Regions from separate parts of the Mus musculus genome. Here region 1 is linked to region 2. A link is a loop called in an ENCODE intact Hi-C map of the cell type or tissue named here. Cell type or tissue: heart. All regions are shown on one strand.

What was found. A loop is a pair of places that touch in the nucleus more often than their neighbours do. Peaks named below come from ENCODE experiments on the same cell type or tissue, not always from the same donor. Only the 100,000 strongest peaks of a DNase experiment are listed, where the experiment ranks them.
Region 1: a loop joins it to region 2, with 2.6 times the contacts of the local background. A loop is called at or near these places in 4 of 42 quality-filtered maps.

The regions. Positions count from the first base shown.
Region 1 is chr11:116,079,744-116,082,243 of GRCm38, reverse strand. Wbp2 (WW domain binding protein 2) reads left to right here. Exons shown (of 8, transcript NM_016852.3): 4 at 920-1,012; 5 at 1,564-1,698; 6 at 1,900-2,022; 7 at 2,460-2,500. Among named protein-coding and RNA genes, the nearest start is that of Unc13d, 3.0 kb to the right of the region's middle. In heart, a CTCF peak has its summit at 964 (motif pointing right); DNase peaks (open chromatin) are centred at 897 and 2,199; H3K4me3 peaks cover 289 bases; H3K27ac peaks cover 894 bases.
Region 2 is chr11:115,938,431-115,940,930 of GRCm38, reverse strand. All of the region lies in intron 3 of Sap30bp (SAP30 binding protein), which reads right to left. It overlaps Gm39474 (a long non-coding RNA gene), which reads left to right. Exons shown (of 2, transcript XR_880317.3): 2 at 27-1,059. Among named protein-coding and RNA genes, the nearest start is that of Gm39474, 3.1 kb to the left of the region's middle. In heart, a CTCF peak has its summit at 1,044 (motif pointing left); no DNase peak of the experiment used is centred here.

The sequences.
Region 1 (2,500 bases), 140 kb before region 2:
CCTGGAAACGCCCTTTTCACATTCCTTGTCCAAGCCTCACTTCCTAGCCGAGATTATTTTTTTAAGGTTTATTTATTTATTTTACGTGAGTACACTGTAGCTGTCTTCAGACACTCCAGAAGAAGGCACCAGATCTCATTACAGATGGTTTTGAGCCACCATGTGGTTACTGGGAATTGAACTCAGGACCCCTGGAAGAACAGACAGTGCTCTTAGCCACTGAGCCATCTCTCCAGCCCCCTAGCGTGAATTAACTTTTGATACCCAGGCTAATGGCTAAGCAGTGCTTGGGGACCTTGGTTACCAAGAGCTGGGAAGTGCTGGGTTAAAATCAGCCTTTTGCTCAGAAAGTGAGCCCAACAGAACTAAATGTGTTTATTTTTACCCAGGGAGGACCCAGGTTTTAGGTTTGGGAAGGAGTTGTGTCTTGTTCCTAGGAGGGGCCTTTCATGAGAGGTAGGGAAAGGCAGCTGCTCCAGCAGAGGCTGCCAGGGCCTGCTTTGTGGCTAACTCCCAGACTCCAGGGGGTTCTGTGTGAGCCTCCCTCTGGGCTTGAGGGGCCATGTTTTGTCTTGAGGCCCCTTACCAGGAGAGTTCTACACTGGACCTTGATGCCAGTTACCAGGAGAGCTGCCACGTGCTTTGTGCTTTGTTAGAGACCTCCCCACCTCCCTCTTGCTGCTGGCTGTCCAGGCAACTCTATAGCCTTTGTGCTGGGTGGGTACTTGGCTGGGGGTGGGGAAAGTCCTGCTGAGAGGATAAGACCCCCCCCCAAGCAGGAGCTGGGCCAGTCTACAGCACAGGGCCCACCCTTGCCCACAGGCCTCCTTAGTGCTCATCGGTGGCCAGAAGAGGACAAGCCGTCTGTCTGCACTGAACCTGTTTCCCTCTCACCATTGACTGTCCTTGTCCTTCTCAGGTGGCTGGGAAGGCTCCGCCTCCTACAAGCTGACCTTCACAGCAGGGGGCGCCATTGAGTTTGGGCAGAGGATGCTCCAGGTGGCATCTCAAGGTATCCAAGCCCTTAAAAACTCGGGGCTAAGGACACATCAGACATGTGGGTTTTTTGTTTGTCCTTTTATTTTGTATCGTTCACACTAGGAGGTAACTCTCTGGGCCCAGCTGACAGGACTGGGAAGTTGGGGAAGAAACCTGTAATTCTCCTCTGAGGCTTCCCTGCCCAGAGCAGGCAGGCAACATTTTAGCAGAAATGTTTGCACTGAAAAACAAACAAAAAACCCAGCTCCTGAACTACCATCCAGTAGCCATTGTAAATCACCCAGTGCTGGGCTCAACACCCCTCCCCTCTCGCTCCTTCCCCTCCCCCTCATCCCTCACCCTTCCCCAACACATCTCTCCCTCCACTTCCCTCACACCTGGCCTTGACCCCACCATGTTGCCCTTTGTCCTTTTTCCCACCCTCCCCTCACCACATGGTGACCTAGGCAGACCCCTTGGGGTGGGCAGTGGAATGGTGGTAGGGCACATCTGTGGGCACAGTCCTGGGACCCATCAGTCCCTGGGGCAGGTGACACTCATGTCTCTCTCCCCTTGTACTTATAGCCTCCAGAGGTGAAGTCCCCAATGGAGCCTATGGGTACCCTTACATGCCCAGCGGGGCCTATGTCTTTCCCCCGCCAGTCGCCAATGGAATGTACCCCTGCCCTCCTGGCTACCCCTATCCACCACCCCCACCCGGTGAGTGTGTCCTCTGCTGCCCAGACTCAGACCCCACCCACCCACCCACCCACTAACCACACCTTCAGGCTGCAGAGGGGAAACACACCTAACAGACTTGGAGAGTTTAGAGGGCATCCCAAGACTAGTTAGGACATCCCAGGTGTAGTCCTATGAAACCAAGGGGCTGCTCACTGTCTCTGTCGCTCTCTTCCCGAGCAGAGTTCTATCCAGGACCTCCCATGATGGATGGGGCCATGGGCTATGTACAGCCCCCACCACCACCCTATCCTGGGCCCATGGAGCCTCCGGTCAGCGGCCCCAGTGCCCCCGCTACTCCTGCAGGTGAGGCCTCTCAGCTGCCAGCAGTCCTTCATGACCAGTCCTCTCCTCCCCAAGGGCTTGCAGAGAACTCCCAACAATGGCTGGAGACTACTGACGGTCAAATGATGAAGGGCCTCTGGGTTACAGACCACCCAAAAGGCACCAGCACAGTGGTAGCCTGGTGGTGAAGAGCTATATCCAAGGGCTGGGTGTGGTTCAGTGTGCACTTGCTTGAGTGGGCTGGGCCTGGGCTCTATCCCAGGTGCCACAGAACACAAATCCAAAGGTACGGTGAGATGAGGACTCTGTGGCTTCTTGGCTTATGGTGACCTTTTTGGAGTCAGAAGATCACCTCTGTAACTCAGTGTTCTCGCCTACAAATGGGCCTAGGAGCTTGGATGAGGGCGGAGGAGGGGCTCACCGCTTGCTGCTATCTCCCCATGTGTTTGCTTTAACAGCCGAGGCCAAGGCTGCAGAAGCCGCTGCCAGTGCCTATTAC
Region 2 (2,500 bases):
TCCCATTTAGCTCTGTGCTGTTTCAGGTCTGCATCTGGCTGTCACTGCCTTCCCTCCCAGCTTTCACGCACCACAGCATGCCTGCCTGCCCGCCCTCTCCGAGCCCTCACCTTTATGCCTGCTCCTCTCACCACACTGTGGCTCCAAGCACAGGCCTCGCCATTCTGTAGTCAACGACATCGGCTGACCAGCCTGGGAAGTGAGTAGAGGCACCTGATGCTACCAATCGCAGGCACCCAGCACTACTTTAACCCTCATCAAACGAAAGAGGCAGATTTCATGATGATGCTCATTTCCCAGAGAAGAGAAACCGAGGCTCTGGTCTGGTGTTGTGAAGTCATCCATGGTAAAAGGCCTACTGAAGTGTTGAGAGACACACCAGAGGTTGGGCATTGTGGCTTGTGCTTGGGAGGCTAAGGCAGGAGGATCACAGAGAATCTGAGAGGAGCCTGGAATACCGGGCATTGCAGGCCAGCCTGGGCTTCAGCCTGTGAGACTCTCTCAAAAACAAAACAGCTGGGAGTAGTGGTGCACACCTTCAATCCCAGCAGAGGCAGACAGACCTGCTGTACAGATGAGTTCCAGAACAGCCAGGGCTACAGATACAGGCTGTCTTGCAGGACACACACACACACACACACACACACACACACACACACACACAGTAGAACAGAGCAACTGTTTTAGCAAACTACCAATTGAGTTTCTGAGTGTTCACGTAGTTGCATGCATGTGTGTGTTGCCTGCACGTGTGTACATGGAAGTCAGAGATAGGAGTCTGGGACCCTCCTACATTGCTTTCCACCTGATTGTCTGAGATAAGGTCTTTCATTGAACCTGGAGCTCTAAGGCTCTCAGTCTACATCCTGCCCTATGCTGAAGTCAAAGAGTCTGCATCTCAGTTTAACTTCTAATACCAATATATACAATGAACAGAAGCTCCTTGGGATCTGCATTTCTAAGTTGTCTCATGAAACCAAATGTTTTGAGAACCTCTACATAACCAGTTAAAATTAGATCCTTAAAAGTAGAGAGCGCCATCTAGTGGGTAGACGGCCATGGCGCAACTCATTAGCTTAACAGAAGATAAACTACAAGACCTGCTCTAGCAGTATGTCCGTCCTCTTAGAATTATTCAAATCAAAAGTTTAGAACAACAAAATCCTCTCATATAAATCCAACAGAGCTGGGGAGATGGCTCAGAGGTTAAAAGCACTTGCTGTTCTTGCAGAAGACTCCAACTCCTAGTGCACACCTGACAGCTCACAATCAACTCTAAACTCTAGTTCCAGAAAAGTGACACCTCTTCTGGCATCAGTGGACACCCGTGTGTGTGTGTGTGTGTGTGTCCCCTGTTCTTTATTATCTGCTCTTCCAGAGAGCAGTAAGTCTTTTGTGTTCCACAGGGCTGCCTATCTCACAAGGATGTACCTTTCCTCAAAAATTTGCTGTTGGCTCCAGCTGCATACGTAGCAGAGGATGGCCTAGTCGGTCATCAACGGAAGGAGAGGGCCTTGGTCCTGTGAAGGTTCTATGCCCCAGTATGGGGGCTGCCAGGGCCAGGAAGTGGGAGTGGGTGGGTTGGTGAGCAGGGGGAGGGGAGAAGGGATGGGGGTTTTCAGAGGGGAAAGGGGATAACATTTGAAATGTAAATAAAGAAAATATTTAATAAAAAATGACGTTAAAAAAAAAAGCTTTTGCTGCTGGGATCACAGCACTGAAGAAGGGGTGACAGCCAAGTGCATGCCAACTTCTCTAGGTGGCCTTTAGTTTTAAGCCATAAGCCTGCCCCATGCTCTCCTGCCAGGCCAGTTCTTAGCCTGGGTTTTTTACTCTGCACAGAAAGTCGTTTGCACCTGGTTTCTGGGCTCCACACTGTCTACTCCTGGCATCCTCGGTAAAACACATTCCGAGTCTTCTGCAGCCTTTCTGAGTTTATACCAATGGCTGCACGGCCATATCTGAGGATGGATAGCTCATCTGATCTGATATATAGCTCATGCTATATATTCAGCAGATACACTGCCCCCTTTCATAGTTCACATCTATGAATTCAAACAGCTATGGGTTTAATTTCTTCTTTTAAATTGCATCTGTGTTGAACGTGAAATTTTTTTTTAAATCGTTTTCTGAACAATACAGTGTAACAATAATTTGAGATAATCTGGAACTAGCAGGGGGAATTATATTAACCTGTGTTATATATGTATAAGTCATATGTAAATATACCATTTTAAATAAAGACTGTGAGAAGCTCTGGATTTGCATATGTACAGGGCATGAAGGTGGGGTGTCCTGGAAACCCAATCACCCATAGATCATGAGACTACTGTTTTATATTACTACCAGGCTTAAGTCTCCTAAGTTTCACTTATGCAACCTTGAAGATTTTGGCTTATTTCAGAGCAGCTTGCAACGGTGAGATGTTGTATGTACTCCTCCAAGGGAGATGTTTGCAGTATAAAGCACGATTCTGAGAAAGGTACCTTTCCAAGCACTG